Regions from separate parts of the Mus musculus genome. Here region 1 is linked to region 2. A link is a loop called in an ENCODE intact Hi-C map of the cell type or tissue named here. Cell type or tissue: heart. All regions are shown on one strand.

Region 1 (2,500 bases), 94 kb before region 2:
TGTGGTCTCCTCAGGAATGTTTTTGTCTATGGATCTGTATGGGTCCCAAGCCCACAAGGGCAAGGGTTAAGTTGTCTTCTTATTGTCTCCAAATTTAGTACCAACTGTGGCATGTGGTGTTCTGTATCTGTCAAATCACTGACAGCTTTTAGTGGTGGGATTCTAAGTCCGAGGAGGAAAAGATAATGCATACCCCCCCCCACCCCGGGTAACTGGAGTGCTTTTCATTTTCTATAAACTGGACATATGACTTCCTTAGGAATCCCACTGGTCAGTCCAAGCCTGAGATTCAGTCGATGGTGATCTTCTTCCTCTATGCTCATTCAGAGGCTGGCACCTTGGGGGCCTCTGGTCATGAGCTGCCATGCATAACACTTTATCCGCGTCGCATTTGCTCACTAGTCCTGTGCACCGTCGGCAGGTGGCAACCCTTCTGGGGTTTATGTACCATCAGAGTCATCAATCGTGGTGTCAAACACAGTATCTGTTGTAGGACAGGCCAAAGTGGTTGGATCAGATTAACTCGGGCCACTCTATCACTGGTCTAGAATTTGGGTCTCCTGGCTGTCTTGTCTGGTGACCACTGCGGGTAAGTACAGGGACCGGAGGTACTAATCCCAAGTCTCCGATATTTCTGAGTGTCCCCCAAACAGGTGGGCAGTGAGCATGGTGTCAGATGTGAAGCCACAGAGAACTAGGATGTCAGAGAGATGTGGTCATGGAGGAAACGTGGGGTTAGTCACACAGAATGCACGTAGTCTGACTCTGAGAGATGCAGGGATGGATGGAGGGATGGAGGGAGGGGAAGAGAAAGGGGAGGGGGAGGGGGAGAGGGAGAGATAGATTATGCTGGGGTGGGGTGGGGGAGTAGGAGAGAGGCAAGGATGAACAACTGGGGAGCCTGGTTTTATTTGAACAGCAGAGGGCAGCAGGTAGCAAGGTTTCCTGAAGCCACAAGACAAGAATCGCCACTGCACCTTAGTTCCTGCCTTCTGGATTTTTCTTCAAAATGGGACAACAGCGAGTTCAGGGGAAATGTTACAGGTAAAATCCACCAGTGTTGAATAACAAACTGAGTTTGAAGAGAGCTTGAGTATCCCCCTCAGTTAATGCCTAAGAGTCTGACTTAGAGAAAGAAGGTGAAATTCTGTCTGGAAAACAGTTGTCAGCTGGGGATGACCTGACCTTGTTTTTTTCTGAGTCCCTCATCATCCAATCACAAAACACAGTTCCACACGGCACACAAAGGATGCTAATGGTGTAAAGATGGCAGAAACAAGCTCAAACCGAACGCCCTCAACCGTCTCAGAGCTACAAATCTGAGTGCAGGGAAGGAAAGGGATGCTAGATAACATTTAGTTAGAAAACGAGCAGAGAGTAAAAAGAGATTTTCCAGGTTGAGGATCTAGCACAGTGGTAGAACACTTGCCTGGCATGTGTGGTTCAATCCCCAGCATAAAATAAAACTCCCTAAACACTACTTCTGCATGTGGTCCTGGGGCTGGGTGTGATTTCTTATTTGAAGGTTTAGCTATTCATTATTTCAATCTGACTAGATCAGTTTTCCAGTTATTTATTTATTCATTTATGTATTTAGAGATAGGGTTTCTCTGTATAGCCCTGGTCATCCCAGAACTCACTCTTGTAGACCAGACTGTCCTCAAACTCACAGAGATCCACCTGCTTCTGTCTCCTGAGTGCTGGGATTAAAGGCATTCACCTTGGCCTAGCTTCAAATAATTAAAAAAAAAATTAAGTGTGTGTGTGTGTGTGTGTGTGTGTGTGTGTGTGTGATATACATGTGAATGCATGTGTCCAAGAAGGCCAGGGGCATTAGATTCCCTGGAGCTGGAAGCTGTGAGCTGCCTAACATGGCCTCAAACTTCAGTACCCAACTCTCCAGCTCCCTCCAAACCTTTCCTTTTTTAAAATTATCTTTGTAGTTGGAGAACCTGGTCTGTCTATGTGCTGCCGATTCCTTGATTTTCCTGAGATTTGCTTTGTGAATCACTGAGGAATGTACACTGAACTTTGTAGGTAAACTTTGATAGTATTTGGATGTTTGTGTATACAGGGAAGTGGGAATGGTGGCTTTGTCTCTTCTAGTGCTGCACTCTTAGGGAAACTCCCAGGTCAGTGGAACTTGCAAACTTGTAAGTGTGCAATATAAGGAAATGGGTCAGACCTTCCGACTAGGGTGAGGCGCCTCAGGACACACATGACTAAGAGCTCAACATGGATGCGAGCCCAGGAAACCAATCGAGACTTTTCCAACTCGTGTCAAATAGACTTACTCTCGTGGCTGCAACAGCTGAGCTCCTGAGTCACTGGGACAGGGTGTGCCTAAAGACCTGCGATTACCGGAGCAGTCAGGGGATTATAAAAGCTGTTGAAGAAGAAATTCTCCTCTTACAAGCAGATGTGCAACAAGGAAGGGCCTGAGCCTCTGCATTCAGACTTTCTGCAGGACATAGGTCGAGCTGAGGACATCAGTCAAAAG
Region 2 (2,500 bases):
TTTTTTTTTTTTAACTTTAAGCTAACTGAAGAATTCTTTTAAACTGACCCACTTCTTCAGGCTTTAAGGAGAGTTTGGCTAGCCACAGCAGTGCTGAATACCCTCACAGCGTGTGACACACTGATGATTTATGGCCCTGCAGGCACACACAGGCTGGCATTTATTTCTTTTCTTTCTGTTTATGGCATTATTTCACTTTTGTTTGTTTTCACTTTCAAAAGGGCAGCTGCAAATGTCTCATTTCCCCTCCTCACCTTATCTCTATTTCCCCTTGTAAGGAAAGGGGTAGACCTCTGATTATTTTCCTTTAACACTGGACGTCTAGGTAGGAAGGAGGGCTCATCTCTCATCAAATCTTTGTAATATTCCTGTACTCAACAGAACCAAAATATAAACGAGCGAGTGAAGAAGGGGAAACCCTACTTTTCCACATCAAAAGACAAAGCCCAACTAAGTGAGGGCACGCTTCGCTCAAACGTGAAATCTACAGGCCACATACGGGTATTTACTGAACACCAGCTTTTTCCCTAGTGACACCAACTACGATCACAAAGGTTTGCCCAGAGAAATTCAGTAAGGTGCCCTAAGCTTCAAGCAAAAACCTAGCACTTTCCACTTCACCATCTCTTTTACCTTGTGCTCCTGGTTTTGAGCCCCACATATTCTGAATGATGGTAACCAGGTTGCCAAAGCCCATTGACCTAGGAAACCCCAGCTATAGGCTCTGACCCATGAGGTTCAGAGGCAGCAAGAGAGCAAATTCTCTCAGCAGCCAGGAAAGAGACAAAATTGATGAGTTGTCTGATTTAAAAAGGGAAGTAGGGAGACTGCCTTTCAATGGTAGGTCTGTAAGACCTGAGAAACTGGTTCCAATGAGTAGGCAGGCTGATAATTCCTGCTGGTGAACACCCTCCGCTGGAACCTCTCCTTGAGTCCTTTCCTTCTGCAGTCAGCATCTTCCCACAAAGTTCTGGGCTCCAGGCAATGCGATGCAGACAGCTTCAATGAGGACCTTATCTTCTCTGTGGGCCGCTGAATTGATGCCCTGGGGCTGAGTGGAGACTCCCATCTCTCTTTTCAGAGGGAGTGCAGAGATGTGTAAAGCTCCGCAGATGCTATCTTGCTCTGCCCAGCCCCTACAACTGAGGTCAGAGCTCAGTTTCCATTCTCACACCTTTGAAATCTAGTTAAGAGTAAGGAGTGGAAGCCTGAAGGAGCAGGCGGGCAGCTTTGTTCGCTGCTTTCATTGCCTCTCACAACTCCGATCCGGATCCGCGGTCTATGGCAGCGGCAGCGCCAGCTAACTCCAGCAACATCCCCTTTCCCACGCCCCCCTCCTAGCCACAAAAGCGGCAGGTCCCAGCATTCCACTACTCAGCGATGGAGAGCCAGGGCGATTCACAAAACAGTACTGCCCCATGCGGATCCAAGAAGGCTAGCTGCAAATGACATAACCACCGCCCAAACCCCACCACCACACTCCTCTTTGACAGGAAACGGACTCCCAAGAAATCCTGCCTGGAAACCCTTCACCCTGATGCAGGCTGCAGAGACTTGAGAGCAAACCTATCCACTCAGACCCCGCTGGCTGCTTCCGGCTTCCTCTCCTCCGTAACACTCCCTCCCTTCAGTTCCCAGCCGCAGTTTTGTTTCTAGTTTCTAAACGGTCCCTGCCCACTCCGACCCCCCCCCCCCCAAAGCAGCGATTGGAGCAGGATACAGCTCCCTTTCAGGCTCGAATTAATGAAGACACAGAGAGAATCTGTTGCTGGGATTATGAGCCTTAATGACATGGAAGAAGGTCCTTGGGATTTCATTAGTCTCTGTAGCCACACATCTGTTTGGGGCTGGGAATTTGTCAAGCTTGGAAGGATGGATCACTGGGTACCTTCATGTAAAGGTGGTATGGGTGCTGCTAAGATCACGAGACTTAGACGGAGGCTCTGTAAATAGGGCGGGAGGCTAATAAGTGAAGAAAATAATTTGGGGGGGGGCATGGTCTTTGTCTGTAACCATATAAACATTTTTTCCCCTGCCTACCCAGCTGAAATGGTAAAGTGACATGAACAGCTTGGGGTCTCACTTTTTTCTCTTTTTTCTGCTCTCTCTCTCTCTCCCTCCCCCTCCCCCCTCTTGACGCTTCACAACCCATAACCCTCCCTCTAAGATCCTTCTCACCCTGTTTTGCAAACTGCATTGGGGAAACTGGTTGCTTCCTGCCAGTCTCTTCAATGACATTAAAATTAGCAGAATAATTACAGTTCTAATTAGGTCCACAAAAGAGTTCTTGGTTAATTAATGAGCCAACGTCTGGCCCAAAGCTGTAAATCCACGTTGGTCTGTGAATGCCCAGGCAGAGAAAAGTCATCTCCAGCCCCAGAAGAAAATTGTTACTTAGGAAAAACAGTGTCAAAGACATTCCTGCAGCCAGGAGCCAGTTAATCTCGAAGCCGAGATCCATATGTAAATGAGCAATGAATTGTGCTTCTTTCACCAAGTC

What was found. Peaks named below come from ENCODE experiments on the same cell type or tissue, not always from the same donor. Only the 100,000 strongest peaks of a DNase experiment are listed, where the experiment ranks them.
Region 1: it touches region 2 in a loop (2.7-fold over the local background); 9 of 42 quality-filtered maps call a loop at or near these places.

What each region holds. Positions count from the first base shown.
Region 1 is chr16:33,998,656-34,001,155 of GRCm38, forward strand. All of the region lies in intron 51 of Kalrn (kalirin, RhoGEF kinase), which reads right to left. Among named protein-coding and RNA genes, the nearest start is that of Umps, 33 kb to the left of the region's middle. In heart, a CTCF peak has its summit at 943 (motif pointing right); a DNase peak (open chromatin) is centred at 2,266.
Region 2 is chr16:34,093,089-34,095,588 of GRCm38, forward strand. All of the region lies in intron 34 of Kalrn (kalirin, RhoGEF kinase), which reads right to left. Among named protein-coding and RNA genes, the nearest start is that of Gm41448, 26 kb to the right of the region's middle. In heart, a CTCF peak has its summit at 1,424; a DNase peak (open chromatin) is centred at 1,453; H3K4me3 peaks cover 1,880 bases; H3K27ac peaks cover 2,024 bases.